Regions from separate parts of the Homo sapiens genome. Here region 1 is linked to region 2. Evidence: read pairs that join two places in POLR2A ChIA-PET (ENCODE). Cell type or tissue: K562. All regions are shown on one strand. Links, peaks and the distances in the headings refer to the core of each region. The heading gives the core; the rest is flanking DNA. Region 1 overlaps LINC02129 (long intergenic non-protein coding RNA 2129). Region 2 overlaps IL21R (interleukin 21 receptor).

Evidence for each region. ChIA-PET counts read pairs that join two places held together with the same protein. Peaks named below come from ENCODE experiments on the same cell type or tissue, not always from the same donor. Only the 100,000 strongest peaks of a DNase experiment are listed, where the experiment ranks them.
Region 1: POLR2A ChIA-PET joins it to region 2 with 5 read pairs; 8 of 35 experiments call an interaction of 5 or more read pairs at or near these places.

The regions. Positions count from the first base shown.
Region 1 is chr16:27,153,642-27,169,005 of GRCh38, forward strand. It overlaps LINC02129 (long intergenic non-protein coding RNA 2129), which reads right to left. Exons shown (of 4, transcript NR_170200.1): 3 at 7,757-8,031; 4 at 4,970-5,051. It overlaps LOC105371155 (a long non-coding RNA gene), which reads right to left and starts at 490. Exons shown (of 3, transcript XR_950956.2): 1 at 1-490. In K562, for the core only: no CTCF peak of the experiment used is centred there; no DNase peak of the experiment used is centred there.
Region 2 is chr16:27,423,635-27,438,998 of GRCh38, forward strand. IL21R (interleukin 21 receptor) reads left to right here. Exons shown (of 9, transcript NM_181078.3): 2 at 6,422-6,486; 3 at 10,713-10,815; 4 at 13,854-14,053. The coding sequence starts at 6,438. Among named protein-coding and RNA genes, the nearest start is that of IL21R-AS1, 22 kb to the right of the region's middle. RefSeq lists enhancers at 7,522-7,571, 14,814-15,364. In K562, for the core only: no CTCF peak of the experiment used is centred there; a DNase peak (open chromatin) is centred at 7,627; H3K27me3 peaks cover 194 bases.

The DNA of each region.
Region 1 (15,364 bases), core at 7,798-10,297, 270 kb before region 2:
ACTCATTTGTTCTTTCATACATTCAAGATATATTCAATATATATGTACTGAGCATCTACTCTGAACTAGGCCCTGGCACAGGTAGCCAGGAGATAGCAGCGAAGGCAGAGATCCCTGCCAGAAGGGGAGAAGAGGTGTAGATCCAAGTAGCGGAGATCAACAATGAGCAAGACCAGGACGTACTGTGTATAGAATGGGAGAAGATAATGCTTGCTTGGGGAAAATAAAGTAGGGAAAGAGAATAAGGAGGGAGGGAAGGAGTGTTGTAATTTTAAATAAGGCGTTTGGGGAAAGCCTCACAGAGAAGGGGAGGTTGGAATAATGGCCTGATGAAGTAGGGAAGGAAGCCAGCCACGTGGATATCTGGGTGCAGAGTTCAGGCAAAGGAAAAGTGCAAAGGCCCTGAGGCAGGAGTGCACCAAGAGTAGTCCAGGAACAGCAAGGAAGCCGGGGCGCCAGAAGCACAGAGACTGGTAGAAAGTGAAGTCTGAGGCCAGATGTGGTAGCTCACACCTGTAATCCCAGCACTTTAGGAGGCTGAGGCAGGTGGATCACTTGAGGTCAGGAGTTCAAGACCCACCTAGCCAACATGGTGAAACCCTGTCTCTACTAAAAATACAAAAATTAGCCGGGTGTGGTGGCGCACACTTATAATCCCAACTTTTCAGGAGGTTGAGGCAGAAGAATCACTTGAACCCAGGAGGCGGAGGTTGCAGTGAACCAAGATTGTGCCACTGCACTCCAGCCTGGGAGACAAGAGTGAGACTCCATCTCAAAACAAAAACAAAAACAAAAAAGGAGGTCAGGGAGCTAACAGGAGAATAAGAATAAGATCTAATTCGAAGGGATAATCATGCATCCACTCAACTAGTATTCACTAAGTGCTTAATCCATGTCAGAGAGTTGCTGTGAGGATTAAATCAGATAAAGCGAAAGCACAGGCAGCTCCCAGCATACAGTAAGTGCTCAATACATGTCACCTATTAGAAGAGGACGCCCCTGCACTCTGGGCAGGTGGCAGCATAGACACTGCTCAGGAGAACCTGGGTCCTGGCCCTGCTTTCTTTCCCGGGGTAAGGGTGCAGCCTCACTGCTAGGGAACCTGGTTCCAAAGCCATTAGTGGTCAAAGTTAGTGCCCAGGTTGCTAGGGAAGTTCCTCCACTGTCAGGTTCAAGCATGTAAGGTTTAGGCCACAGCAAGAGCTCTGCTGCTCTCTCGGCTCTGGAAGGGCCATAGCTACAAGGAAAAGGATACAGAAAGCTGACAACCAGGGAGGGAGTCAGGGGAAGTTCATGGCAAATAAACGGACTTTGCTCCTGCTCTGGGGAACCACGCTTGTGCAGCCTTGGCTAAGGAATGGGTCACTTATCAGGGTGTGCATGCATGTGTGTATGTGTGCAGGCGTGTGTGTATGTGTGTAAGTGCGTGTGCACGCTCGTGCATGTAGGCACGTGGTCTCCTGTCTCTAAATCTGTAGCCCACCTGCAATGCTACAATTATCTACTCTTAACGCTCCTTGTTCCCACTCAGCCTGGGCACACGCAATACCCTGGTCGGCCACAAGGGGGCTCTCAGCGTTCCCCTTCCCCCTCCCTCCACCCATTAACGCACTGGGCCGCGGTTTGTGGTGGTGGTACACAAAGGGTTAAAAGCGCCACCTTAGAGGCAGGAGGGTCGCTTGAGGCCAGGACTTCCAGACCAGCCTGGCCAACACAGCAAGTCCCCCATCGCTCCAAAAAAAAATTAAAAATTAGCCGGGCAAACCATTCAAACCATCTCTGATGGGCCAAAACTCGGTGATTGGCACAAGAACCGGTTACAGTCTCTTTACACCTCCGTTTAGGTTACAGTTCACCATGTACGGAGAACCCTTTAGGCCAAACTTAAAATACGTAAGGAGGCAGCTTTAGGCTAAACTTGATTTAACACGTATGAAGGCATGCACAGGAAAAGACCTGGAAATGATGCTCAAAGGGGTTAATAGTGATAGACTCTGGACAGAAGGAAAGGAAGCTATTATTTTCTTAGTTATGTGTTATCCACATTTTCTAATTTTTCTAAACATGTAAAGATAAAATTATATTCTTAAAAATAAATAAGACCTCAGAACAACAAAAAGGAATTAAATAAAGTATAAAATAGAATATAATCAATACGCTGGGTGCGATGGCTCACGCCTGTAATCCCAGCACTTTGGGAGGCTGAGGCAGGTGGATCACTTGAGGCCAAGAGTTTGAGACTAGCCTGGGCAACATGGCAAAACCCCATCTCTACAAAGAAAAAGAATAGAATCAACCACACACACACACACACACACACACACACACACACGCAGATTGTCAGGGAAGTGCTTCTCAATCTTTGTAGCACACATTAATGTCCTGGTCGAATTCAGCAGTTCTGTCATGGGGCCTGGGAGTCTGCATTTCTGACAAGCTCCTGGATGTCAAGGCAGCTGCTCCAAGAATCCCACTCTTTATAGTGGTAAGGCTAGGGGCTTATTGTAATTTCTATCCTAGTGGCTGTCACAATCCCCTTTCTCTTCCTTCTCAGGTCAGATATCTGTCACGTATTGAAGCATCATTTATAAAAAAACAATACTTTGTTGTTGTTTTTTGTGTTTGTTTGTTTGTTTGTTTGTTTTTGAGACAGGGTCTCACTGTCGCCCAGGCTGGAGTGCAGTGGTGCAATCTTGGCTCACTGCAATCTCCACCTTCCAGGTTCAAGTGTTTCTCCTGCCTCAGCCTCCCGAGTAGCTGGGATTACAGGCGTCTGCCACCAGGCCTAGCTAGGTTTTTGTGTGTGTGTGTACTTTTAGTAGAGATGGGGTTTTGCCATGTTGGCCAGGCTGGTTTCAAACTCCTGACCTCAAGTGATCCGCCCACCTCAGCTTCCTAAAGTGCTGGGATTACAGGCAGGAGCCACCATGCCCGGCCATAAAAAACAATATTTAAAATAATTCAAGTATCCATGTATGGGAGACTGGCTACCTGAACCTTGGTATATCTATACAATGGGAGGTGTGCAATAAACGTTTAACAACCAGCTGTCTGAGTGGGAAGCCCTGAGGTAGACAGTTTGCCCATTTCTGTTGTGCAAATACTACCACTGTGGCCTATTTCAAGCCACCTATGTGAAATCAATTGGTTCACAAAATCGCTGAAGGTTTAGCAATCAGTTCTTCGGAGCCAGCACACCATCAGCCAGCTGGTGCCAGCACACCCCACTCTACAGCCATAAATAACATAAACAACAGTGAGGAAGCTGTCTCTGCACTGATATGGAAAGATCTTCACAATACAGTACACTGTAAAGTGGGGGGAAGAAAGCAGATGTAAACCAAAATTAAATTCTAAGGCCCCCTCCGAACCATCTGAATGGACCCCTTCTCTCGGCCAGAGCATTCCAAAACTAACCCAAAAAACTAGTTCAAGGCCGTGATGGAAAGAGGGAGCGAGACACTCCTCGTTATATCCTCCTCCCTTTTGGAATTATGGATAGACAGGCTCTTTAAGTCTGATAAGAAACATTTGTAATCTATTCTCTCTGAAGCCTGCTACCAGGAGGCTGCATCTGCATAACAAAACTTTGGTCTGGGCCAGGCTCGGTGGCTCACACCTGTAATCCCAGCACTTTGGGAGGCCAAGGCGGGTGCATCACAAGGTCAGGAGTTCAAGACCAGCCTGGCCAATATGGTGAAACCCTGTCTCTATTAAAAATACTAAAATTAGCTGGGCATGGTAGTGCGCGCCTGTAGTCCCAGCTACTGGGGAGGCTGAGGCAGAAGAACTGCTTGAACCTGGGAGGCGGAGGTTGTAGTGAGCTGAAATCATTCTGCTGCACTCCAGCCTGGCAACAGAGTGAGACTCCGTCTCAAAAACAAAAAACAAAACAAAAAAAAACTTTGTTCTCTACAACCCCTTATTGTAACCCAGACATTCCTTTCTATTGATAATAACTCTTCAACTAATTGCCAATCAGACTTTGAATCTGCCTATGACTTGGAAGCCCCCACCTCCAGTTGTCCTGTCTTTCCGGATCCAACCAATGTACATCTTATGTGTATTGATTGATGCCTTAAGTCTCCTTAAAATGTATAAAACCAAGTTGTAGTCTAACCACCTTAGGCACCCATTAGGCACATGTTCTCAGGATCTTCTGGGGACTGTGTCATGGGCCATTGGTCACTCATATTTGGCTCAGAATAAATCTCTTTAAATATTTTACAGTTTGACTCTTTTCGTCAACACAGCTTATAGAAGAGTATGTAGGGTTTGCTACCTGTTGTGTAATTAAGGAGGGGGAACATAAATACACACACACACACACACACACACACACACACACACACACACACACACACGGTTGCTTGTATTTGAATAAAAACAAAACAAAACAAAAACTGGAAGGCCAGGTGCAGTGGCTCATGCCTGTAATCCTAGGACTTTGGGAGGCTGAGGTGGGTGTATCACCTGAGGTCAAGAGTTCGAGACCAGCCTGGCCAACATGGTGAAACCTCGTCTCCACTAAAATTACAAAAATTAGCCGGCTGTGGTGGCGGGCGCCTGTAATCCCAGCTACTCAGAAAGCTAAGGCAGGGGAATCACCTGAACCCAGGAGGCAGAGGTTGCAGTGAGCCAAGATCACACCATTGCATTCAGGGCTGAACAACGAGCAAAAACTCTGTCAAAAAATAAAACAAAACAAAACAAAAAAAACACTGGAAGAAGATACAGCAAAGTACTAAATGTGACCATCTACGAGCAGAAGGAGAACACAATGGACAGAGAGATGACATAGATTAGTGCTTTTTGGAAATATCTTTTTATGTTATTTTGATTTTCGAGCGATGTAAATATAGCACAGCATCTATTCCAAAAATCAAATTAGGAAAGAAAACACATAAAATGCAATCCAGTGACCTTGACATTCTTATTGGAGCCACAGGCAGGAACTGCTCTAGAACTCCTGAGGTGCAAGCCGTCCCATTTCTTTACATTTCTGAATCAAGTCATTCCTCCATTAGTTAGTGTATTCGTCTGTTCTCATGCTGTTGATAAAGACATACCCAAGACTGAGTAATGTATAAAGAAAAAGAGATTTAATGGACTCACAGTTTCACATAGTTAGGGAGGCCTCACAATCATGGCAGAAGGCAAAAGGCACTTCTTCCACGGCAGCAGACAAGACAGAATGAGAGCCAAGCAAAAGAGCCAAGCAAAACCATCAGATCTCATGAGACTTATTCACCACTACGAGAGCGGTAGCGGGGGATCCACCCCCATAATTCAATTACCTCCCACCAGTCCGTCCCATGACACATGGGAATTATGGAAGCTACAATTCAAGATGAGATTTGGGTGGGGACACAGCCAAACCGTATCAGTTAGCCTAGACAATGAGTTCAACAATGGTCAATTTCCAGAGTCCTCCTCTCTCTGTGGATCTTACAAGCATCTCAGGATTTGGTTCAAATTAAAAAGGATTCAGTCTTCAGTTTGTGTGGTCACCATCCTCACAGTCTCTGTTGAGGCCAAAGGGCACAGGGCCAAGAATAGACATTATAGCTTACTGCCTAAATTCAAACGCTGGCTCTGCCGTTCACCGGCTGAGTGACCTTGGGCAAGTCGCTGAACTTCTCTGTGCTCCCAGTTTCCTCATTTGTAAAATGGGGGTAATAGCATAACAAGACCTATGAGTTAGTGTATTTAAGACAGTGAGACTAGGGCCTGGCGCTTAGTGAGTGATTATCATATTTGCTACAGATATTGTCACCCTGATTGATGCACAATACCTCTCTTAAAAATCACCCTTTGAGATGGATGATATACGCCCCTCAAAGGTCCTCTCCACTGGCACAACCCTGTTTCAGGCACCGTGAACAATATTCCCAAGGCTTCAGGACTGAAAGTTCAGCTTGCACAGCCCTCACAGAGCCACTCCCACCTGAGACCTGCCACCTTGAAGGGCCCTTTGCAACAAAGCCCATCCACATCCCCATTCCCTCTGCCTCTGCTTCCCAGACAAGCCAGCTAATTCTCCTGCACCTTGTAGCCGCAAACACCCAGTGTTCTTATCACCCACATCAGAGTCTCCTAAAGTGTCCATTAAAAATGCAGAGTCCTGGGTCCACCTCAACTTCTAGGGGGCAGGAGCCCAGCCAGTTCCTTGGGTTATTAATATGCATACTGGGATTTAAAAACCACTGAGTTTGGAGCAGGGTCCTAGGGAAATGGAAGGAAAGATTTCTCTCGCTTCTTTCTGATAAACCAAAAGCAGTGAGAAAAAAAGGGGGGGGAAGACCAATTAATTTTCAATAATTCAGTTTCCCGCAATAACTTTGAATCAGTTTAAATGTCATTAAAGTAAATTGTTCCTCAACATGTATTAAGCTACTTTTAATGTCAAATGATGATGACCACCCTCACCACTAATTGCAGCCCCCACCACAAATTTGGGAGGCCAGTACTACGGTGTGAGCTTTTTAACCTTCAGAAACTTTCTTGCCCACTCAACCTTGTCGAGAATCCTAAAACAGTGCATCTCATTTTATGCAAATTTGCATTGTGTGACTTAGATACGAGGCAATTTAAAAATATTAATAAAGACATGCCGTATGCTCCAATTTTGAAATAATGCACGTCTTGCTTTACATGCATCCCTCTGGGAAATTTAGTCTTAAATAATGCATAGCTTCAGGAATGAATCCCTTGCATAAATCTGATAAAAGCTGATCTATTCAATGGAGAGAGGTGGAAGGGGCACCAGCTAACCATGTCTTCCCCCTCCCTCTGCTGCCCTGGAATCTTCTGCAGGAATCTATGGCCTCAGTAAGAATTGGGTGTTTTGTTTGTTTCTTTGTTTTAGAGACAGGGTCTCACTCTGTTGCCCAGGCTCTGGAGTACAGTGGTGGGATCATAGCTCACTGCTTCCCTGAACTCCTGGATTCAAGTGATCCTCCTGCCTCAGCTTCCTGAGTAGATGGGACTACAGGCACACGCCACCATGCCCAGCTAATTTTTTATAGAGACGGGGTCTCACTATGTTGCCCAGGCTGGTCTTGAACTCCTGACCTCAAGCAATCCTCCTACCTCAGCCTCCCAAAGTGCTGGGATTACAGATGTGAGCCACCATGCCTGGCATTCATTTAGGGTTTTTTTGTTTGTTTGTTTTGTCTTTTTGAGACGGATTCTCACTCTGTCGCCCAGGCTAGAGTGCAATGGCATGATCTCAGCTCACTGCAACCTCTGCCTCCCAGGTTCGAGCGATTCTCCAGCTTCAGCCTCCCAAGTAGCTGGGAGTACAGGTGCGTGCCACTGTGTCTGGCTAATTTTTTTGTATTTTTAGTAGACACGGGTTTTCACCATGTTGGCCAGGCTGCACTCAAACTCCTGACCTCAGGTGATCCACCCCCCTCGGCCTCCCAAAGCGCTGGGATTACAGGCATGAACCACTATGCCCAGTCAATTTAGTTTTTTAGGTAAGATTTCTTGAACTGGTCACTCTGCTAAGACCTGTACATCTATTTTCTCTATACAAATCTGTTAGGTGCCTACTGTTAGGTACTCACACTGGAATGTGAATATGTCATGGTAAGATGAACAGGATCCTCCCCTCATGGGGCTTACACACTGATCTAGTTGCCCCAACAACCTGAGAATATAGTATGATTACTGTTCCTATTTCAACATGAGGAAACTGAGGCTCAGGCTGAGATTACACAACCAGTAAGTTGTGCAGAAGCCAGATACGAACCTAGGAAGTCTGATTCCAAAGCTTAACAACGGCTCCATATACTGGCTGACCAGAAGGATGTTTGGGAATCCCAGATCCTGGACGAGTATCGTCCCCTCTCCTTGAAGCATCCCTCTGTGCAGCTCTGCAAATGTGATCCCATTTCTGGTAATGCACTGGGAGAGGAGAGCAATGCTCACATCTCATTGGTCAGATCTGTGTCACATGACCACCATCCCTGCAAGGGAGCTTGGGAAGGTACTTGCTGAGTACCCATTTGACTGTCTTCCATGACTCTGCAAAAACAAACAAACAAACAAACAAAAACATATACAGGTTGAACAGCCTTTATCTGACATGCTTAGAACCAGAAGTATTTCAGATTTTTTCAGATTTTGGAATATTTACAAATATATAATGAGATATCTTGGGGCTGGGACCCAAGCCTAAACAGGAAATTCATGTATGTTTCATACACACCTTGTACACATAGCCTGAAGGTAATTTTATATAGTATTTTAAATAATTTTATGCAGGAAACAAAGCTCAGACTGTGTTTTGACTGTGACCAGTCGCATGAGGTCAGGTCTGGAATTTTCCACATGTGCCATCATGTCAGCGCTCAAAAAGTTTTAGGTTTTGGAGTATTTTGGATCTTGACTTTTTGGATTAGGGGTGTTCACCCTGTGAACTGGGTATATCATAAGGGGCTGGGCACAGTGGCTCACACCTCTAATCCCAGCACTTTGGGAGGCCAAGGCAGGAGGATCTCTTGAGCCCAGGAATTCAAGACCAGTGTGGGCAACATAGAGAGACCTTATCTCTACAAAAAATAAAAAAATTAGTCAAGTGCTGTGGCTCATGCCCATCATCACAGTATTTGGGGAGACTAAAGCTAGAGACTCACTGAAACCCAGGAGATCAAGGCTGCAGTGACCCGTGATCATGCCAGCGCACTCCAGCCTGGGCAACAGAGCAAGACACTGTCTCAAAAAAATTAATTTAAAATAAAATAAAAATTAAATTTAAATTTAAAAATCAAAAATTACAAAATTAATATTGGAAGGAAGAAATGAATATTGGGTAGGTAATTTCAAGTGTCTGCCACAGAAAGAATGCTGGAGGAGGAGTCTTGAAGAATGAGTGGGAAGAAGTTGAACAAGAGTGTGGGAAAAGCCAAAGGGTCAGCACAGTTAAAATTCCAGGAATAGAAGGTGTGTGTTGACTTTGGAGACTCAGAGAAGAAAGTGGAGTGACTGAGAGCTGCAGGCAGACATCAGGATGGAAGCCAAGGCTCCTGGGCACCTGCCAGGAGGAAACATCACCAGACCCTCCCATTCCCAGCAGGCAGGTCCCCAGATAGGTAAGAGGGAAGGGTCAGTGCTTCTCACTGCACATGCATGGACTTTGCATATGCAAAACTGGCCCCATTTTCCAACAATCTGGATGCCCATAGAACTGAAGCTTAATAAACTGACATTTGTATAATAAGATGTGTCTGGGCCGGGCATGGTGGCTCATGCCTGTAATCTCAGCACTTTGGGAGGCCAAGGCAGGTGGATCACCTGAGGTCAGGAGTTTGAGACCAGCCTGGCCAACATGATGAAACCCCATCTCTACAAAAAATACAAAAAATTAGCCAAACATGGTGGCAGGTGCCTGTAATCCCAGCTACTTGGGAGGCTGAGGCAGGAGATTCTTTTGAACCCAGGAAGCGAAGGTGGTGGTGAGCCGAGATCGTGCCATTGCACTCCAGCCTGGGCAACAGATGGAAACACTGTCTCAAAAAAAAAAAAAAAAATGCCTGCTGCCTGTTGACCAGCTTCTCTTCCTTATCCCACTTGTTTTTCTTCCCCACTATATAAACCCCTAACTTTAGTTGGAGGGGAGAGATGGACTTGAGGTTTGTCTCCCTCTCTCCAGCTGACATCGCCTGTAATATGTAATATAAATAATATATGATAAATATAATAGTATAAACATTGAATATAATAAAGCCTTCTTCCATGGCAATACTTGTTGTCTCAGTGATTGGCTTTCTGTGCAGCAGACAATGAGACCTAGAACAAAACCGTAGTATTGAGTAACATATGGATGAGCCACCCCCACACTGATGTGTTGAGCTCCCCATGGGTTAAGCCTCTTATTCAAAAGGGCATGGCATTTCTTCCTCAGAGTAGCCTGTATTCTATGAAACATTATGTTTCACTTTGTTTCTACAAAACTGACCCAAAGATTTTCTTGTTCTTCTTGCTTTGAATTCTGCAGCTATTTACAGCTCTGTACGCTACTGTGGATAAAGCAAAATGGCAAGTTGCACTGGGATCCTGGTGTTTGAGGAGAGTGGAGCATCCCTGCTGCATGCCTGGGAAACAGCAGATGTTGAGTAAATGATCATCACACCTGGGGTGGGCTCCCGGGCCTACTTGCCTTGTTCTCAGTAGTGACTTGGATTTCCCTGCTTTTAAAAGAATCTTTGGCCTCAAGAGTCCTATTTTTCCACCATCAGTATTTAGGAGATTACCCAAAGGGTACCTGCATGTACTCACAAAGTGAAAAGTGAGCCCCCTGGGATCAGCTGCTACCTCACCAGGTACCCCCCATCACCCCATACCTCCCGACATCACTGCTGTGTGGTGCTCTGCAGCAGGGAAGGGAAGTAGGGGAGGAAAACCATTTGTTTGTTTGTTTGTTTTTCTTTTTTAGAGATAGAGTCTTCCCACTGCAATCATAGCCCACTGCAGCCTTGAACTCCTGGGCTCACTTGATCCTCCTGCCTCAGCCTCCCTGAGTAGCAAGGACTACAGGCGTGTGACACCACACCTAACTAATTTTTTTATGTTTTTAGAGACAGGGTCTCTCTGTGTTGCCCAGGCTGATCCTGAACTCCTGGCCTCACATGATCCTCCCACCTCAGCCTCCTGCATAACTGGGATTTGAGGTATGAGCCACTGCACCCAGCCAGATTTTTTAAAATGTACTATGTCACAGTGGCCTCATATCAGAGCCACTTGGGCCCCATGTGTTCCAGTGTTTGCTGAAACTGCTCTTTCTGTCTTTAATTTCAGCTCTCTCCAACCCTGGAATGAGACAGCCTCCCACAGGGTGGAGCTGCCAGAAAGAGCTGAGTAGCCTCTTTGGCTTTAACTATAGAAATTTTCTTGATTATGGTAGACCCTTGGGGATATCTGTTCCAGCTCAGGATCAATTCTCCTTCCCTGGAAACTGCCAATGGGAGGGACCTTATCAGAAATATTTGCACTGTGTAATTCTACTCCCTGGACACAGTGATTAGACCAGGCATGGCCAACTGACCCAAATTGAGCCAACCAGATTTATTTCTCATAAGAATTTAGTGCTGAGGCCAAGATAAACGGGGCTAATTTCTGTAATGGTTGAAGCTTGTAGCCTTGGGGGCTGTGAAATATGGCCTCCATATGAACAGAAAATCTGAGAAAGTGTATCTGTGTGGATGGACAGAGAGAAACAGAGATGAGATGTAGAAAGCCAGACACAGTGGCATGCACCTGTAGTCACAGCTACTCAGGAGGCTGAAGCAAAAAGATTCCTTGAGCCCAAGAATTCAAGACCAGACTGGGCAACATAGCAAAAGCTGTCCCTCAAAAAAGAAAAAGAAATCTTGTGCTTCTTTTTTAAATTTATTTTCAACCTAAGAAAGATGAATGAAGAAACAGCAACAACCACAACCCCAAAAAAAGAGAGAGAAATGGCATGCTGATACCTTTCCACTTCCCAGCTCCAGGCCTTTCTTAAGACTTAGGGATATTCCTGCCTTAACTTTCGTGAGACACCTCCATATCCTAGTCAGAGTCGTTGGTTGCCAGCAACAGACTCCACTATGGCGGCTTTAGGTCACAAAGGCATTCATCAAAGGACATTCATCAAGTCTCCAGAAGAACCAGAGAATCAAGCTTGGACCCCACAAAGCCAGAAGTCCCCAAATTACACTGCAAGAATACTGCAACCAGGCCCCTACAGCTATCCTGCCCACTGCTAGTGCCAGGCCCCTCCTCACGCTGTTCCTGAGAACTGGGTCCTGTACTCCTGCTGCAAGGAAAGCTACAAAGCAGCACTCCTGACTTCTGACATGGAGAGGCAGAGCTCCTAAATAAAGAGACTTCTCATAGCTATTCAAAAGAAACCACACTGGCCAGAAGCAGCAATGCATGCCTATAGTCCCAGCTACTCGGGCAGCTGAGGCAGGAGGATCGCTAGAGCCCAGGAGTTCAAGTCTAGCCTGGGCAACATAGCAAGATCCCATTTCAAAAAAAAAAAGGAAGAAAGAAAAAAAGAAACAACATAACCACATTGCATTACAAATGTCTGCAACATCATTGTGGTAACTTCTGGCTGCAACAGAGTCTTATGATAAAACTCTGTGCCCCAGCTCTGATCACTGGAACAAGCTGGATAGGTCCATTTTCTTGCCAGGGTGAGACCAAGGAGGTGCCCAGAATGGAAAATTTAAGGAGGCCCTCACTCTCAGGCTCGTGAAAGTGCAGGGTCAGCTCCTGAGAGTGGGGTCTCCTTAAATGTTGTGCCCTGAATGCCTCACTTGCCTTATCCTCCTCCAGGCCCTGCTTCTTGCTGCTCCTAAAGGCCTTTGCTTTCTGGATATTTCTCAGTCCTCCTGCAAACGCAGATGGTAGGCCCACACCTACTAGTGTTCTGGGGATATCCCAACATGCCCATGTCCACTTAGAATCCACTGGAATTTCTGACACATTTGTTTGATGCACTAATTAGTTAATAATGGGCCAGACACAGTGGCTCACACCTGTAATCCCAGCACTTTGGGAGGCTGAGGCGGGAAGATCACTTAAGCCCAGGAGTTGGAGACAAACCTGGACAACATAGTGAGACCCGCATTGCTACCAAAAAGAATTTTTTAATTACCTGGGCATAGTAACTTGTAACCTTGGGAGCTCTGAAACATGGTCCCCACATGAACAGAAAATCTGAGAAAGCATATCTGTGTGGGTGGACAGAGAGAAACAGAGATAAGAGGTAGTAATGTGGGCAAGATGGCACATGCCTGTAGTCCCAGCTATTCAGGAGGCTGAGGTGGGAGGATCACTTGAGCCCAGGAGGTTGAGGCTACAGTGAGCTAAGATTGCACCACTGCACTCCAGCCTGGGTAACAGAGCAAGACCGTGTCTCTAAAAAAGATAAAAACAAAATAAAATAAAAAATTAACAATGTTAACAGAAAACACTTCTTGCACACTTACCTTGTGCCAAGCACGCAGGTGTTTCATCAACACCACAGCTCTAGGCAGTATTCACTACCATTATCTCTGTTTTCCACCTTCTGAGGCACAGACAGGTGAAGGGGCTTGCCAAGATCACACAGCAAGGAACAGAACCAGGATTTGGACCCAAATCTCCCCACTGCCCCTATGAAGCCCCTTCAAGGAAAGCAGCTGCCTGTCTTTGAAAGCCAAGGAAACAGTGGAAATGACAAGTGTTAACCCACTCGTGGCATGTTAGAATGACTGTGGAGCTATTGAATCCTCGGCCCTTAAATCCGCTAATTACAGTTACAATCAATGGCATTAGTGTAAGGGCTCATTCTATTACCAAGACGGTGACGCCGGAGCCCACCAAGCCCACCCACTCCACCAACCACAGGCTCTTGAAATGAGCTGAAATCTGCCTGCTTCTGACCGGTCATCTGGGGCCAGATTCAAGCCTCCAGGCTCAGCCTCTCTTTCCTCTCTGTGGCCTGGCCGGGAGGACAGGTTGTTTTCTTCAGAATCGCCACCCAGACCCAAAAGACAACGGGTTTCCAGAGGCCCCGCACAGCCTTGGCGATGGGAAGCAGATTTTTGCCATTTTCTTCTTTTAGCCAAGGGACATTTAATTAAGGCTCACAAAACCCGCCTAACATATGATCATAATTATATCAGCATATTGGGGCTGGGAAGCTTTAAAGCCCAGTTACAAGTTGGTCAAAGACAGGCATGCAGAGGCCTGGAGAGGGATGGGAGAGAGGGGAAAATGTACTCTCTGGTGACACCAAACCAAAACCAGTAAGGGAACGGTGAGTGGGATTTGCCTGTGGGATAAGGGAAGGGGAAAGGCAAAAGCTGGGCTCTGGGGCGTGTTTTGATATTGGAGAAACTCACACGTTTTACAGGATGCACTTCTGCTCAAAGCAACTGTTTAGGCAGGGAATGGTGGTGAATAAGGCATGAATGAGAGAGCCCAGTAATCGCTGATGATAGCAATGACGGAAAACACAAATCACAGTCCCTTTCATCAGCATGTTTTCATCTTTGGCATTTAACACTAGCCTAAAGCCCAGGAGAGACTCAGAAAGTGTTCGTGACTTGTGCAGGGTTGTATTGGTGCTGGTGAAAATATTGGTGATGGCGGCCAGGAACCATGGCACACACCTGTAATCCCAGCACTTTGGGAGGCCGAGGCGGGGAGCATCGCTTGAGGCCAGGAATTCGAGACCAGCCTGGGCAACATAGAGAGACCCCATCTCTACAAAAAAAAGTTTTTTAATTAGCTGGGGGAGTGTATATTCGGGGCAACTTGAATGTATGCTCCCAGGTTACAAAAATTAAAAAAAAATAAAAATTAGCCATGCATGGTCATCACACATGCCTGTTGCCTGGGTGTTTGAGGTTCTAGTAAGCTATGATCGTGCCACTGCACTCCAGCCTGGGCGACAGAGCAAGAACCTCTACCTTAAAAAAAGATAAAAAAGATAGTTGGGGGGACAACAGTGATGGCAAGCACAGTGGAATGATCGTGACAGGGCTGGGGGTGGTGAATGAAGTCGATCACTGAATGGTGATGTGAATGGTGATGTGAACAGGCTCATAGAGTCGGGTGGTGATGCTGACAGTGCAGGTGGAGATAGTGGCAGCAGAGAGGCAGTCATGGCAGGGGGATGGAAGGGTTGATGATGCTGATAGCGGTGGTGATGAGGGTGTCAGGAAGACGGTAGACATGGTGACATTGACAGTTTGGTGATGGCTCGGTGGTGGTGGTAGTGCCCAGGGTGATGGTTATTGTCATGGTCATAATAAAGGACGGTGGGCTGGTGATGGGCTGGTGGTGACATAATATGAAGAGGACAGTGGTGCATAGCGGCCCATGCTGAATGAGGATGGTGATAATAGGGTGGTGGTGATAGGGATGGTGACAATGGTAGGGGAAGAAAGATGAAGGAGGATGGAGAAGGGAGGGAGGGAAGAAGGATCCTGGAGCATCGGCGTCATCAGGCTATGGACAAGAGCTTAGTTCCATTTCTTACCCTTTGGTCACTAGAAGTCAAAAAGCTCATTGTCTGCCAGGACAGGGACCCTTCCCCTGCCACCACTTCGGCTGAAATGCACAATCCTGCCCTGCAACAACACCCTTCCTGGTGGGAAGATTGGCACAGACCGGGTTTCATGAATGCATACACACCCTCCCTCTCGCTATTGTCTAAACCATCAATTAAGTTCCCCGGGGAGTAAAGACAGCAGTACCGTGTGGTAGTTAAGAATCTGGGCTCTGGAGTCCTCTTCGATTTAAATTCTCAATTGTGCTGTGTGACCTTGGATGAGTTGCTTAACCTCTCTGAGCCTCAGTTCATATGTATAATGAAGCT
Region 2 (15,364 bases), core at 6,103-8,602:
TAACTTCCTTTTTTCACTCCAAATTTTGTTTGTGAGAGTCATTCACTTTGTTGTGTGTGGCTGTAAATGATTCATGTTTACACTGAGTGACAGTATTGCGATTTATTTTTTCACTCTCCTGATGATGGCTATTTAGATTGTTTCCAATTTTTCACTATTAAAATCAATGCTGCTATAGACATGCAGGAAGAATTTCTTTACCAGTTTACATAAGAGTGAAGTTACTGGGTTTTAGGTAGGGCATGTGTTCGCTTTTATTAGGTCATGCCAAACTTTTTACCAGACCAGTTGTAATAATTTACATTTCCTCTGGCTATAAATGAGAGTTCCTATTATATCATATCCTGAGCAATATGTGATGTCATCAGACTTTCAGTTTTTGCCAATCCGACAAAATTAAAATGGTATGTCATTGTGGTTTTTCTTTGTATTTCTTTTCTCTTCTTTTTCTTTTTTTTGAGATGGAGTCTCGCTCTGTCACCCAGGCTGGAGTGCAGTGGTGCAATCTCGGCTCACTGCAACCTCCACCTCCCGGGTTCAAGCAATTCTCCTGCCTCAGCCTCCAGAGTAGCTGGGATTACAGGTGCCCACCACCACACCTGGCTAATTTTTGTATTTTTAGTAGAGATGGGTTTCACCATGTTGGCCAGGCTGGTCTCGAACTCCTGACCTCAGGTGATCCACCCACCTCGGCCTCCCAAAGTATTGGGATTACAGGCATGAGCCACCACGTTGACCATGAAGTTAAGCACCTTATATTCTCCATAGCACTCACTTCAATCTAATTTCCTGCCCCAAGCTTCTCCATTTCCCCAGAATCTCTTGAAATTTGGTCAACTTTTAGGGTGAATTACAGCAACTCCAGGAAACATTTCTCAGCACTGAAACTGGTGGATAAATGCACCTACAGGACTTCAAATTCGATGACACTTTTAATGCTCATGACAAACCTGCAGCAAAGATTGATGACCTCCATTTTATGGATGAGAAAACAGAGAATCAGAGGGGTTAGAGAACTTGCCCAAAGACGCACAGCTGGGACCTGGCACACTCCAAGTCAGGTGCACTTCACTCCTCCGTAGGAGACTGCAGAGGTTGGGTGCTGCAGCGGTGTGTCAGGCCATTCTTGCATTGCCATAAAGCAATACCTGAGACTGGGTAATTTATAAAGAAAAGAGGTTTAATTGGCTCATGGTTCTGCAGGCTGTACAAGCATACTGCCAGCATCTTCTCGGCTTCTGGTAAGGAGGCCCTCAGGGAGCCTTTACTCAAGGCTGAAGGTGAAGCAGAAGCAGACACATCACATAGCGACAGCTGGAGCAAAAGGGGGAGGCGCCACGCACTTCTGAACAATTAGATCTCAGGTGAACTCACTCATCACCAAGCGGATGGCACTAAGCCATTCATGAGAAATCCGCCCCCATGATCCAATCACCTCCCACCAGGCCCCACCTCCAACATTGGGGATGACATTTCAACATGAGATTTGGGTGGGACAAATATCCAAACCATATCAAGGGGCTCCTGTAGCAGGAAGCCTCCTAAGACACCTTCTGTCCTTGTAGGAAACACACATGGTGGCCCGATCTGTATCTGAGGATAAGGTGCTGTTGCCCTCAGGGGTCAGCCTGCGTGCAAAGACCCAAAAGGGGATGGATTCGGGGCAGAGAAGGCAGTGGAATTAGGGTAGGCCCCATTTGGTGCTGTGGGAGCATGAGGAGGGAGTGATGGAGAAAGTCTGTGTTTTTAAGCTGATGTTTCCCAGAAGTGAGCAGTTTATTTTAAACAGTGTTAAATATCCCTGGATCCCCTAGTGAAAGCGTAGGCTCTTTCATCACTTGCCCTGCTGATGGAGGAGGCAAGATTCTCAATTTGGTGCTATCGCATCTTAAACACTACTCTCTCTTTTTTTGTGTTTTGTTTTGTTTTTTTTTGAGACAGAGTGTCTTGCTCTGTTGCCCAGGCTGGAGTACAGTGGTGTAATCTCTGCTCACTGCAACCTCCGCCTCTTCCTGGGTTCAAGCAATTCTCCTGTCTCAGCCTCCTGAGTAGCTGGGATTATAGGCACACACCATCACACCCGGCTAATTTTTGTATTTTTAGTAGAGATGGGGTTTCGCCGTGTTGGCCAGGCTGGTCTCGAACTCCTGACCTCAAATGATCCTCCCACCTCGGCCTCCCAAAGTGCTGGGATTACAGGCATGACCCAGTGTGCCCGGCCTCCCTTTCTTAACTTTAAACAAAGACAAACCACATCTCCAGTTTCTAGGACTCTCAGGCAGGCAGTAGCATGTCACTAAAATTCAATTACTGCCTTTGTTTTTCTTGTATTTAGTTTTTATGTTGTATTGTATTTAGTTTTATGGTAAGTTGATTGTTTTGTTTAAGTAACACTTATATAATATCTGCTATATGCCAGGCACTGTTCTAAATGCTTTATAAATGTTGACTAATTTAATTCTCCCAAAGACCTATGAGGCAGGTGCTGTGATTATCATTACTCCCATTTTACAGATGAGGCCCAGAAAGGTTAAGCAAACTGCCCAAGGCCACAAAGCCTATAAGTGGCAGAGCTGGGATTTGAACTGAGACCAGCCAGCTCCATAGTCTGTGTCTTGACCAGCATGGCGCACACTGCCTATTTCATGCCAGTTATCTGCTGATGGTCATGATATAATATTTTTGAGACATGTTTATTGGAGTAAAAAATAGGAGGCAAGGTAAAGATCAATAGTAAGTGGATAATTAATAGTAGCACCAGTGAAAACCTCAAACGCAATAGGCTAGTGGCAGGAGTTCTGGAACACTCCAGTGTGGCTGCAGGGATACAGCACATGGACCATGAAAGTTGAGTTGAGAGGATGGGAGGGGAAAGGTGTTGGAGGGCAGGAGTCTGCTCCAGCAGAGGCAAAGATGCATGACGAAGCCTGGGCTGCCGGGGAGACGATGAGTAATTCAGGGCAGTCAGCCAGTAATGGCAGGAAACCCGTGCACTGGTACAGCACTTCACAGTCCGTGAAGCACTACCACATCTGCTTTCTCACAGCCTCTTCTTCACTGCCAGGTGCAGTGAGCACTATTGTCCCCATTTCAGAGATGGTAACTGAGTTCAGAGAATAAAAGAGCCAGAGAAGAGCTACTATTTGCTTCAAGATCTTCTGGCTTCAAATTCTGAGCCCTTTTCTCAACTCCACTGTGTCAGGGATCTTTGGTGGCAAGTGACAGAAATAGAATTCAACATGATTAAGCAACATAGGTGGTTTTTGGCTCATGGGAATGAGAAATCCACAGGGTGGACATCAGATATGGCTGGATCCAGGACCTCCCATGATGCCATGGGGACTCCTGACCTGTATTTCTCAGTATGGCTGTCATTTTCAAGGAGGCTGTCTCTAAGAGGTGACAAAGATGGCTACAAGCTCTGAGAAGATACCAAAAAAAGTGTCAGTTTTCTAGAGTTCTAGAAAAAAAATCTCAGGACTGCTTTCACTGGCCTTGCCTGGGTTGACATCCATCCCTGATGCAATCACTGTGGTCAGACAGATGGGGTGTTTTGATTGGCCAAGCCTGGGTCAGGAGCCCACTTTGTGGAGCATGGGGTGGAGTCAGCCTCAGGCAAACCACTAGAGGCAGCTCAGATAGAGGAGCTCTTTGGGAAGAGACGCCGGGCAGGCAGAAGCAGCAGGTACCCCCTCCACATCCCTAGGGCTCTGTGATGTAGGCAGAGGTAAGAAATTAGGAGGGATGAGGAGTTTTTTGTTTGTCTGTTTGTTTTTTTAAAGACAGGGTCTCACTCTTTCATTCAGGCTGGAGTGCAATAGTGCAATCATGGCTCACTGCAGCCTGGACCTCCGGCACTCAAGTGATCCTCCTTCCTCAGTCTCCCGAATAGCTGGGACCACAGGCACACAGCACCCGGCTAACTTATTTTTACTTCTATTTTTATTTTTGGTAGAGACAAGGTCTTGCTATGTTGGTCAAGCTGGAGATGAGGAATATTGAATCTGGGCAAAGGAGTTTGCACTTTTTGCTGTGCTGTGGTCAAGATAAAACCATCAGGGAGTGACGGGGACAGAGCTATGTCAGGACTCGCACCGTGGCTGGGGTGATGGATGTGGACAGAATAGTGAGGGGGCAGACACAGACTCCCCCTCCTGCGATCAGAGGCCACATCTTCAAAGTGTGATAACAGGACCTCTGCAGGGGTTGGAATCACACAGGATTCATATTCCTAAAAGCAGGTTGAAACTGCATCTACCTCAACATTATTTTATTTGAGTAGTGATGTTATTGCTTAGGATGATGCTGGAGTTAAATTTTTAAGTGTGCTTATCTATAGAAAATATATTAAAATATGTATTAAAATAAACAACAGTGCACACAATATACAAATATGGCCAAAATTTTGGATATGAGATATTTTGGCAACTCTTGGCTAGATCATTCTGAGACCCCCTCTGTTTCTGAGGCTCTACCTTCTCCATCAATTACAGCTGTTGTTTGAGTGTTTATGTGATGGGGGCCATCTGCAGGGTTTTATGCAAATCACCTCCTTGAATTCTCACAAGCCTGGAAGCAGGCCTTGCTGTTTCCACTTTACAAGGCTCAGAGAGGGCAAGGGACTGGCCCGGAGCCACACAGCTGGTCATCTGAACCTTCCTGGCCCCCCAGCCTGTGCCCTGCCCCAGGGTTCTTTGATGGCTCTGTGAGGGAGGTCAGAGGGAACTATGGATGGGGCCAGAGTAGGATCTTTGGGAACCCCGGCACAGAGGAGGAGGATCTTCCCCTTGTGGAGTCAGGGATGGCGTCTGGAGAAAGCCATGCCTGTGACTTGGGTCCTGCATGGGGCATCCCTCTTAGGTTTAGCTTTAGCTCCATTCTTGTCTATAGGGGCTGGTCTGGGAGGGGCTCCTGAGTCTGGGCAGGTGGACCACTGCCCTCTGGCTGGCACTTCCTCAAACAGACACAGAGCTGGTGGGTGAAACAGACAAGTCCCAGGAGAAGCCTGGCATCGCCAGACTGGTGGGGCATTCCTCTGCCCAAGACAGTAGAGGGCACTCTTTCTGGATAAACTCACTCTGCTCCCCAAAGAGGTTCCTTCTCCATCCTGGCCCAAATTAGGAGGTCAGGTTGTCTCTGTTTGGTCAGGCCTGGATTTCCTAGCATGCTCCCGAGTGGGCTAATCTGGGCTTTGTGATGGAGTAAGGAGCCTCATTATTGGGCTAACCTTATCTTAAGTATTCAGCAGTGGTTAACTTTGTGGGTTAACTTTGGATTTATTATTCAGTAAGAAGCCAATTTATTGATGGCTGGGTGCAGTGGCTCATGCCTGTAATTCCAGCACTTTGAGAGGCTGAGGTGGGTGGATCACCTGTGGCCAGGAGTTCGAGACCAGCCTAGTCCACATGGCAAAACCCTGTCTCTACTAAAAATACAAAAATTAGCCAGGCGTGGTGGCGGCCACCTGTATTCCCAGCTACTTGGGAAGCTGAGGCAGGAGAATCGCTTGAACCTGGGAGGTAGAGGTTGCAGTGAGCCAAGATCGGGCCACTGCACTCCAGCCTGGGCGATAGAGTGAGACTTTGTCTAAAAAATAAACATAAAAAAGCCAATTTACTGGCTTTTTTTTACAACATGGATGTTTATAGGAAGGAAGATCCAAAATTGCTCCTCAGCAGATCCCCCTTTCCAAACTAGTTTTTTCTCCTTTTCTCTCTCCCTTCCTCTCTTTTTCCCTCCCTCTTTCTTTGTTAGATAGATAAATACACAAGTTTAATTTCACACACAATGCTACATCAATAGGCTCAGCAAGGGCAAAATAGTCAGCAGTCTCCTCCCTCTTTAAATTCACCTTGTGCTGGGCGTGGTGACTCATGCCTGTCATCCCAGCACTTTGAGAGGCCGAGGTAGGAGGATCATGTGATCCCAGGAGTTTGAGACCAGCCTGGGCAACATAGCAAGATGCCGTCTCTACAAAAATGTTTTAAAAATTAGCCAGGCGTGGTGGCACGTGCCTTTGGTCCCAGCTACTCGGGAGGCTGATGCAGGAGGATCGCTTGAGCCCAGGAGGTTGAGGCTGCAGTGAGCCGTGATTGCGCCATTGCACTCCAGCCTGGGCAACAGAACATGACCCCATCTCTAAAAATATTAAAATAAAATAATAAAACAAATTCACTTTGCATTTGTGACGTGATGGGGCGGGGGCAGGAAGAAGGTGGGAGAAGGGATTCTTGGGGTGAATCTGCCATTTCTAAGAGGTGGGAGTTCTTGGGGTCATCCACAGGCCCCTCGGGATCTTGCATTTTTCTTAAGACAGTTCCAAGAATCAGGGGCAAGTCTGCCTGGGAAGAGACAGGATGAGGGGGAGGCCGGGGGAGCCCTGAGCCCGCCTGGCTCACCCTCCACTGTACGTCTCTTGCAGGCCCGTGGGAGTCAGCATGCCGCGTGGCTGGGCCGCCCCCTTGCTCCTGCTGCTGCTCCAGGGAGGTAAGTGGCTGCCCCGTGGTCTGCGGGTGGGGAGGGCCCCCATCACAGAGCTGAGCCAGGGCCGGGCTGGCTTTCTGGGCTCAAAAACACGGCTAGAGTCCACAGATTCAGAAAAGATGACATCCATGCCCTTGAGGCTGACACGAGTCCAGTAGCCGGCTCTCCACTAATCAGAATCCATCCACCAAAGGGCTCCATGAAACAGAAGCGGTAGACATGAGTCTCAGGTGGCCCAGCCCACAGGCTTGTGTCTTCGGGTGTCACTGGGGGGATGAAAGGCTTCGTCCTTCATTTCCCCTGACCTCTGCCTTGGCTGGCTCCCAACTCTCTGAGTGAGGAAGTTCTGCCTTCCATCTAACCTCAGTTTCTCCTTATGTAATGACTCTCCTTGGAAATGTTTTTCAACAATTGCTGCACCGGGTGCGGTGGCTCCTACTGGAATCCCAGCCCTTTGGGAGGCTGAGGAGGGTAGGTCGCTTGAGCTCAGGATCTCAAGACCAGCCTGGGCAACATGGTGAAGCCCTGTCTCTACAAAAGAAAAAAAATTAGCCAGGCATAGGAGCGCATGCTTGTAGTCTCAGCTTTTTGTGGGGCTGAGGCGGGAGGATTGCTTGAGCCTGGGAGGTGGAGGTTACAGTGAGTCAAGGTGACAACTGTACTCCAGCCTGGGCAACAGAGCGAGACCCTGTCTCAAAACAACAGCAACAACAACAACAATAAACAAACAAAAAAATCGCTAGATTCTTAGCAGGCACTGGTGGTCCCTGGGCTGGGGACAGGAGGAAGAGCCAAAAGGAGACTGAACCTTGGTAGGCAGCCCCCAGAGGACCAGATGTTGTGGTTAGAGGGGGTGACGTTAGAAAGCAGAACTGGGAAGACCAGGAGTCCGACTGAAAGGGCACTGCCTAGGACTAAGAGATCCTGGAGGGCTTCCTGGAGGAGGGGGCCATGAGGAGGCGGGATCCAGCACAGACTTGTGTGGAGGCCGGCCTAGGGGCAGGGGAGGAACTCAACAGCTGCTCTGCTGACTCATGGGCATTTTTCTCTGGTTTTTACCAGAAGACCCAGGACCTCAAATAGCTCCTTCAGGAAACAGATGTCAAGCTTTGATTTTCCCTTTCTGAGTGGCAAGCATCCTCATCTTGGTTCTAAAAAGCCTTTGGGTCACCCACCATGGCTCCACATCTGGCGGGTGCAGATAACAAGCCCTGGCTGCATGCAAAGCTCGGAGCGTCATCCCATTCCACTGTCCCAACAGCCCCACAAGGCGCATGTTGTAATGACGCCCAGTTTTTTGGCTGAGGAGGCTCAGAGAGGCTAAGAGACAGGTGCATGGCCACACTACCCGGAAGAGGCAGAGCTGGGATCAGTTTGCTCTTGGGGTCTGTCTTAGTCTGTCTGTGCTGCTGTAACTGAATACGTGAGACTGGGTAATTTATAAATAATAGACATTTACTGCTCGCAGTTCTGGAGGCTGGGAAGTCCAAGATCAAGGCACCAGCAGTAGCTTTGATTCCGGTGAGGGGCCCATCTTTGCTTTTTTTTTTTGAGACTGAGCCTTGCTTTCTCACACAGGCTGGAGTGCAATGGTGCAATCTTGGCTCACTGCAACCTCTGCCTCCCAGGTTCAAGCAATTCTCATGCCTCAGCCTCCCGAGCAGCTGGGATAACAGGCACATGCCATGGCTAATTTTCGTATTTTTAGTAGAGTTGGGGTTTCACCATGTTGGCCAGGATGGTCTTGAACTCCTGACCTCAAATGATCCACCCGCCTCGGCCTCCCAAAAGTGCTGGGATTACCGCACCCAGCCCCCATCTTTGCCTTTAAGATGCCACATTGAACGCTGCACCACCCCCAGAGGGGACACACGCTGCATCCTCACATGGCAGAAGGGCAAAAAGGGTCTGAATGTTGGGTTCGTCCAGCCCTCTTATAGCATCAATAATTCATTCAGGGGGGCTCTGCCCCCATGACTTAATCATCTCCTAGAGTCCCCACCTTTTAATATGATCACATTGGCAACTGAGTTTCTGGGGAGACACAGACGTCAAACCGTAGCACGGCCTTCACCATGCTGTGCTGCTATCTGTGGAGTGATAGCCATGTGCGGGCAGCATGCAGGCACAGGCATGATCTCATCTCAACACCTCAACAGCCTCTAGGGCAAGCAGTGTCTCCGGCTTACACATGGGGAGGAGAAGCAGTTTTGAGTCACATGTTTGCAGTCACAGAGCTACTTTGTGCACCTCTCACTGCCTCCTGCACGCTTTCATAACCCCAGACATGGGATGGCCCTGGGGCTCTCTGCCCTGTGGCTGGGGTACTGACAGGGCATTTTCCCACCCTCTCATCCCTGGTGCCACCTCCCTGCCACTCAGGGGCTGCCGTTGCCTCCCCAAGTTTGGAGACAAACCCTGTCCCTTGGTAGCTTTGAGCCTGGCTAGGAATGGTAGCTCCTCTCCAAATTCCCAGAGCTCTGAGAAAGAACCACGAGGATACGAACTCAGAGATGACACAGCTACTTAGAGGCTCTGTGTTGAGGTTTTGCCAAAATCAGTCCTGTTTTCTCCACCAAGTGCTGGAACTAGCTCCTTTTCACTCCACCGACAAGTTCTGTGTGTCTCCCTGAGGAAAGCCCCCTCCTAGAGCAAGATTTACTTCCATGACTCAGATCCCTTGGTAGCCACTGCCTCGAGAGAAGTTGAGAAGCATTCCGAGGTCACACCTAGGGGAGGGAGTGCTGTGATCCATTAGCAATATCTGTCATGTGTGCGGCTATGAAAAACTAGCACAGACTAGGTATTTCCTTCCCTGGGTGAGTGTCTCAGCAGCCCAGACCAAGAGAGACAAGAGGCATGGTCTAGTCTTGGAGCCTCAGTGTTCTCATCTCTACAATGAACTAAAGGATATTTCCAGACACAGTATTCTTGGCTCCGCATATAGGTTCTGTCCTAGAGTGAGACCCAGGAAGGGAATCTACCACCACCACCTCAGGGGTCTTCATTAGTCCAGGGAAAATAGGAAAAAGCCACCAAAAATGAACCTACTTAAAAAGGGGAACAAGGTCAGGCACGATGGCTCATTCTTACAATCCCAGCACTTTGGGAGGCTGAGGCAGGTGGATCGCTTGAGCTCAGGAGATTGAGACCAGCCTGGGCAACATGGTGAAACCCTGTCTCTACAAAAACACAAAAATTATCCAGGCATGGTGGTGCACAACTGTAGTCTCAGCTACTCAGGAAGTTGAAGTGGGAGGACTGCTTGAGCCCAGGAGGTGGAGGCTGCAGTGAGCTGAGATCGCACCACTGCATTCCAGCCTGGGCAACAGAGCAAGAGATCCTATCTCAAAAAGAGGTGAGCGGTACAAGTTTCTAGTAAATAGCAGCAAAAAATAGTGGAATTGGCACTCGAATATACAAAACAAAGCTACAAATTATTCCATTGATTTTGTCCACATTTAACAAAATGTAGATGATGATTGCACCCCTGTTTTAGAACACAGCGAAACAATTAATGTTTGGGGAGCAGGATGGAAAGGTGTTAAATCTTCCAACAAAATTGCCTCATAGGGCAATACCTAGAAGACTTCTTGGTGGCGGTGGCATTTTTGGCCGCAGGATCACGCAGACCTTTATGCAAAAGTGTCCGAGGGCTTTTTAATTCTCTCACGGTTTCCTACTCCTTGAAGCACTTCCTGAATCTCCGAGAGTGGGTGTCCTGTGGATCCAACTTCTGTAGAGCCGAGTCCTCTTCCTTGTCAGGGTTTTGGGACATTTTCAGCATAGCTGTCCTTGACTCTATGAGGTCCTGACCCTCTTGGGGTGTGTGCGTGTGCTCTGGCTGGGTTCCTACCACATCTGGGGCATTTAGGATATTGCCATTCTGAGTGGGAGCTTGGCCAGGAGGGACACAGACCTGGTGGCCGGGCGCAGGGCTCTGGAGGAGGGTGCTGAGCTGGGGACCAGCTAGTTTTATATTATTTGCCATCACATGCATCCTGTCTTCATAGCCAGCCTTGAAACATTGGTGCTCAAACAAGGAATTTCCAGGTGGTGAGGCCCCCTGGGTGCCAGGCCTACATCTAAGCAGCTCCTGAGTCCTCATATTTGTCCCGGCCTGGGGACCCCTGCACCCATTCTTCCTCCAGCCCTCGAGGGGATGGAGAGGAAGCTCTGCAGTCCCAAGCCACCCCCCACCAAGGCCTCTCTCCCCACTGACCCTCCAGGCTGGGGCTGCCCCGACCTCGTCTGCTACACCGATTACCTCCAGACGGTCATCTGCATCCTGGAAATGTGGAACCTCCACCCCAGCACGCTCACCCTTACCTGGTAAGTAGCCGGGCCTCACCAGTCCCCGGGGATGCAATTCAGGGTGCCTGCTCAGTGATTCCCCCAGGAGGACACTGTGCACTGAGGACCACTGTGTCCGCCTTTCAGACAACCACTCAGGGCTCACAGGACTTGAAAAGTCAGGAGCCCGCAGGGTTGGTCTATCCACCAGCTTCAAAGGCCACTCTCTCACCCACACAGGTCGGCCATGGTTTTGAGACCCCGGGATGGCTGGTTTCCCGCATGATTTTTCAAGCACTTAGGTACCAGGCCCCCAACTACACGCTTCCCATGAATGGTCACCCCCAACCCTCACAATGATTACTCCCATTTTACAGATGAGGACATTGAGGTTCAGAGAGGTTAAGCAACTTGCCTAAGGTCACACAGCCAGTGAATGCTGGAGCTGGGATTCAAATTCAGACCGCCCAACTCCAAAGTCCATGGGTCCCTTTTAGACCCTATGCAGCTCAGGATAAAGAAGAGCTTCTGTTATCCATCAGCTCATTCATTCATTCAAAACCATTTATAGGCCAGGTGCAGTGGCTCATGTTTCTAACCCCAGCACTTTGGGAGGCCAAGGAAGGAGGATCACTTGAGCCCAGGAGTTTGAGACCAGCCTGGGCAACATCACAAAACCCTGTCTCTACAAAAAATAAATCAGTCGGGCGTGGTGGCACAATCCTGTAATCCCAGCTACTTGAGAGTCTAAGGCAGGGGGACCAAGCTCAGGAGGTCGAGGCTGCAGTGAGCTATGATCACGCCACTGCACTCCAGCCTGGGCAAAAAAGCAAGATCCCAACTCAAAAACAAAACAAAACAAAACAAAACATGTATTAAGTTCCTGCCAGACACTGTTGCAGGCACTGGGGATTCAGCAGAGCAAGACTGACCAGGCCCCAGATGCCTTGGAACTGACGTACCACGGTGGGGCGGAGGCTGGGGGAGACAGACACACAAAACAACCAACAAGGTGCTTTCTCTTTTTTATTTTATTTTATTTTATTTTATTTTATTTTTTTGAGACAGGGTCTTGCTCTGTTGCCCAGGCTGGAGTGCAGTGGTGGGATCAGAACTCACTGTAGCCTTGACCTCCTGGGCTCAAGCAATCCCTCCACCTAAGCCTCCTGAGTAGCTGGGACTACAGGCATGCATCACCATACCTGGATAATTTTTGTAGTTTTTGTAAAGACAGGGTTTTGCCATGTTACCCAGGCTGGATTCAAACTCCTGGGCTCAAGCAATCTGCCCACCTCAGCCTCCCAAAGTGCTGGGATTACAGGTGTGAGCCACCATGCCAGGCCCAAACAGGACACTTTCTTTCTTTCTTTTTTTTGGAGACGGAGTCTCACTCTGTTGCCCAGGCTGGAGTGCGGTGGCATGATCTCGGCTCACTGCAACCTCCACCTCCTGGGTTCAAGCAATTCTCCTGCCTCAACCTCCCAAGTATCTGGGATTGCATCCAGGTGTGCACCACCATGCCTGGCTAATTTTTGTATTTTAAGTAGAGACAGGGTTTTGTCATGTTAGCCCACCTGGTCTCGAACTCCTGGCCTCAAGTGATCCGCCCACTGTACCCGCCTTTCAGACAACCACTCAGGGCTCACAGGACTTGAAAAGTCAGGAGCCCGCAGGGTTGGTCTATCCACCAGCTTCAAAGACCACTCTCTCGCCCACACAGGTCGCCCATGGTTTTGAGACCCCGGGATGGCCGGTCTGCCGCATGGCCAGCCTCCCAAAGTGTTGGGATTACAGGCATAAGCCACCGTGTTCTGCCCCAAACAGGATACTTTCTAATAATACTGGGTGCTATATCAAGGACAGAACACTGGACCTCAGGTAAAGGGACCACAACTGCTAGTGAGAAGGAGGAAGCCAGGGAGCTGGGCAGAGGGCACTGCCAGTGCAAAGGCCCTGTGGGAGAAGAGCTGGTGCGTTTGAGGAATAGGGAGGAGGTCAGTGTGGCTGGAGTGGAGTGAGGCAGGGTGAGGGGGAATAAGGAGCAAGTTCAGGCTGGGAGGCTTGGAGAGCATTTATTCAGCAGGAACTTGTATTCCAGCAAATTTGGCAGAGAACTCAGTCCACACATCCCTACTGGGCCTAGAGAGTGGTCATGTTCAGATCCTGAACATCTAGGTAGGGAAATTAATATCCGGTAAACTACTATACATACTTCAAAACCCATCATTTTTGTCCAGTGGGAGTTAAAAAGCCACAGCATTTTCCCTAATCCCATCCCACCAACTTTCCCAGAAGTCCACCCAGAGGAGGAGATGAGGTTCATTTAGCTCTTTTCCTGGCCCTCAGCACAGGCTATTATTAGATATTCAGTGGATTTGGGGACTGGGCGAGGTGGCTCAGTCCTGTAATCCCAGCACTTTGGGAGGCCAAGGCTGGCAGATCACTTGAGCCCAGGAGTTTGAGACCAGCCTAAGCAACATGGTGGGACCCCATCTCTACAAAAAATACAAAAAGTTAGCTGGGCATGGTGGTGCATGCATGTAGTCCCAGGTACTGAGGAGGCTGAGGTGGGAGGATCAGCTGAGCCTGGGAAGGTCGAGGCTGCAGTAAGCCATGATCACACTACTATACTCCAGCCTGGGGCCAGAGTGAGACCCTGTCTCAAAAAAATGGATGTTGGACAGAAAGGAGAGAAGGAAACCCAAAATGCCTAGCGCCCTTCCTGCAGGACAGCCATCTGGTTGTTGGGACCAACAGGGACAGATTTAGGCTTAGTCCAAGCAAGAATGGCCCAAATTTCCAAAATTGAGAGCTGCTGCCCTAAATGAGGTAGTGAGTTCCTGGCCCCTGGGAGGTGTGCAAGCTGAGCCCGGACACAATTCATTGAGGATGCTGTAGGGGAGGTGATACCTTCCCTGGGAAAAGGTTGGTTGGACCAGGTGACCACCCCCCAGCCCTGCCTCAAATCCCTCCCAGCCCTGAGAGTCTGGGCTTCTGCCCTGGCCCTGAGCACTGAGCCCACCACCATCCCCCCTGCCCCTGGCTTCCAGCCATGACCGGCTGCTTTGTCCTTGAAGGCAAGACCAGTATGAAGAGCTGAAGGACGAGGCCACCTCCTGCAGCCTCCACAGGTCGGCCCACAATGCCACGCATGCCACCTACACCTGCCACATGGATGTATTCCACTTCATGGCCGACGACATTTTCAGTGTCAACATCACAGACCAGTCTGGCAACTACTCCCAGGAGTGTGGCAGCTTTCTCCTGGCTGAGAGCAGTGAGTATCCTGGGACCCCAGGCTTAGGGTGGCACTCAATCTTAGCTCACCGCAGCCCTGACCTCTCTGGGCTCAGGTGATCCTCCCACCTCAGCCTCCCGTGTAGCTGGGACAACAGGTGTACACCACTACACCCAGCTAATTTTTGTATTTTTAGTAGAGACGGGGATCTTGCCATGTTGCCCAGGCCAGTCTCGAACTCCTGGGCTCCAGCGATCCACTTGCCTTGGCCTCCCAAAGTGCTAGGATTATAGGTAGGGGCTGGGTCCCCTACTCCCTGCCCTCTGGGCCAGCTCTCCTCCTTCCATCAGATCTGACCTGGCCTATGTCCTCACTACACCTTAGAGTTCTGTTTTGAGTTGCGCTATTTTTTACTAAAGTGTGAAAGGTTGATAATAGGTTTGAGAGGTATTGAAGGAGCTAGGCTGGGACCCGGGACTTCTGGGTTCGTGTTCCGGCTCAGCTCTGCCCATCTGTGTGACCATGGATGAGGCATACCTACCTCTGGGACAGCTTCCCTATTTGTAGAGCAAATGTCCTTTTAACCCTGACTTTCTGGGATCCTGACCCCATAATGAGGCGAATGGACGACACTGAGTTACAGAAAAAAAAAACCCTCTTGGGTTTTTTCCCCTTCATAAGCTCCAGGGAGGCCTGGAATTTCCCTCCAGGCTGGAGGTAGAGGGGGGTCCCAGGGGCAGGAGGGCCTGGTTGGTGGGAGCAGTTTTATCTGTGAGTTCAGAATTAGGGCAGGTGGCAGGGCGAGGTGGCTCATGCCTGTAATTCCAACACTTTGGAAGGCTGAGGCAGGAGGATTGCTTGAACCTGGGGCTTTAAGACCAACCTGGGCAATATAGCGAGACCTCATCTCAAAACACAAAACAAGAACCAGGGCAGGGGCCAGGCACTGTGGCTCACGCCTCTAATCCCAGCACTTTGGGAAGCTGAGGCAGGTGGATCGTTTGAGGTCAGGTGTTCGAGACCAGCCTGGGCAACATGGTGAAACCCCATCTCTACTAAAAATACAAAAAAATTTGCCGGGCGTGGTGGCACACGCCCGTAATCCCGGCTACTCGGGAGGCTGAGGCAGGAGAATTGTTTGAACCTGGGAGACAGAGGTTGCAATGAGCCAAGATCATGCCACCGCACTCCAGCCTGGGCGTCAGAGTGAGACTCCGTCTCAAACAAAACAAAACAGAACTAGGCAGGGCATGGAAGGGCCTGGGAGGTGGCTTTGGCATGGTGTGTGTGTGTGTGTGTGTGTGTGTATGTGTGTACCCAAAGCGGCCCCAGAGGCAAACACAGGCTGCA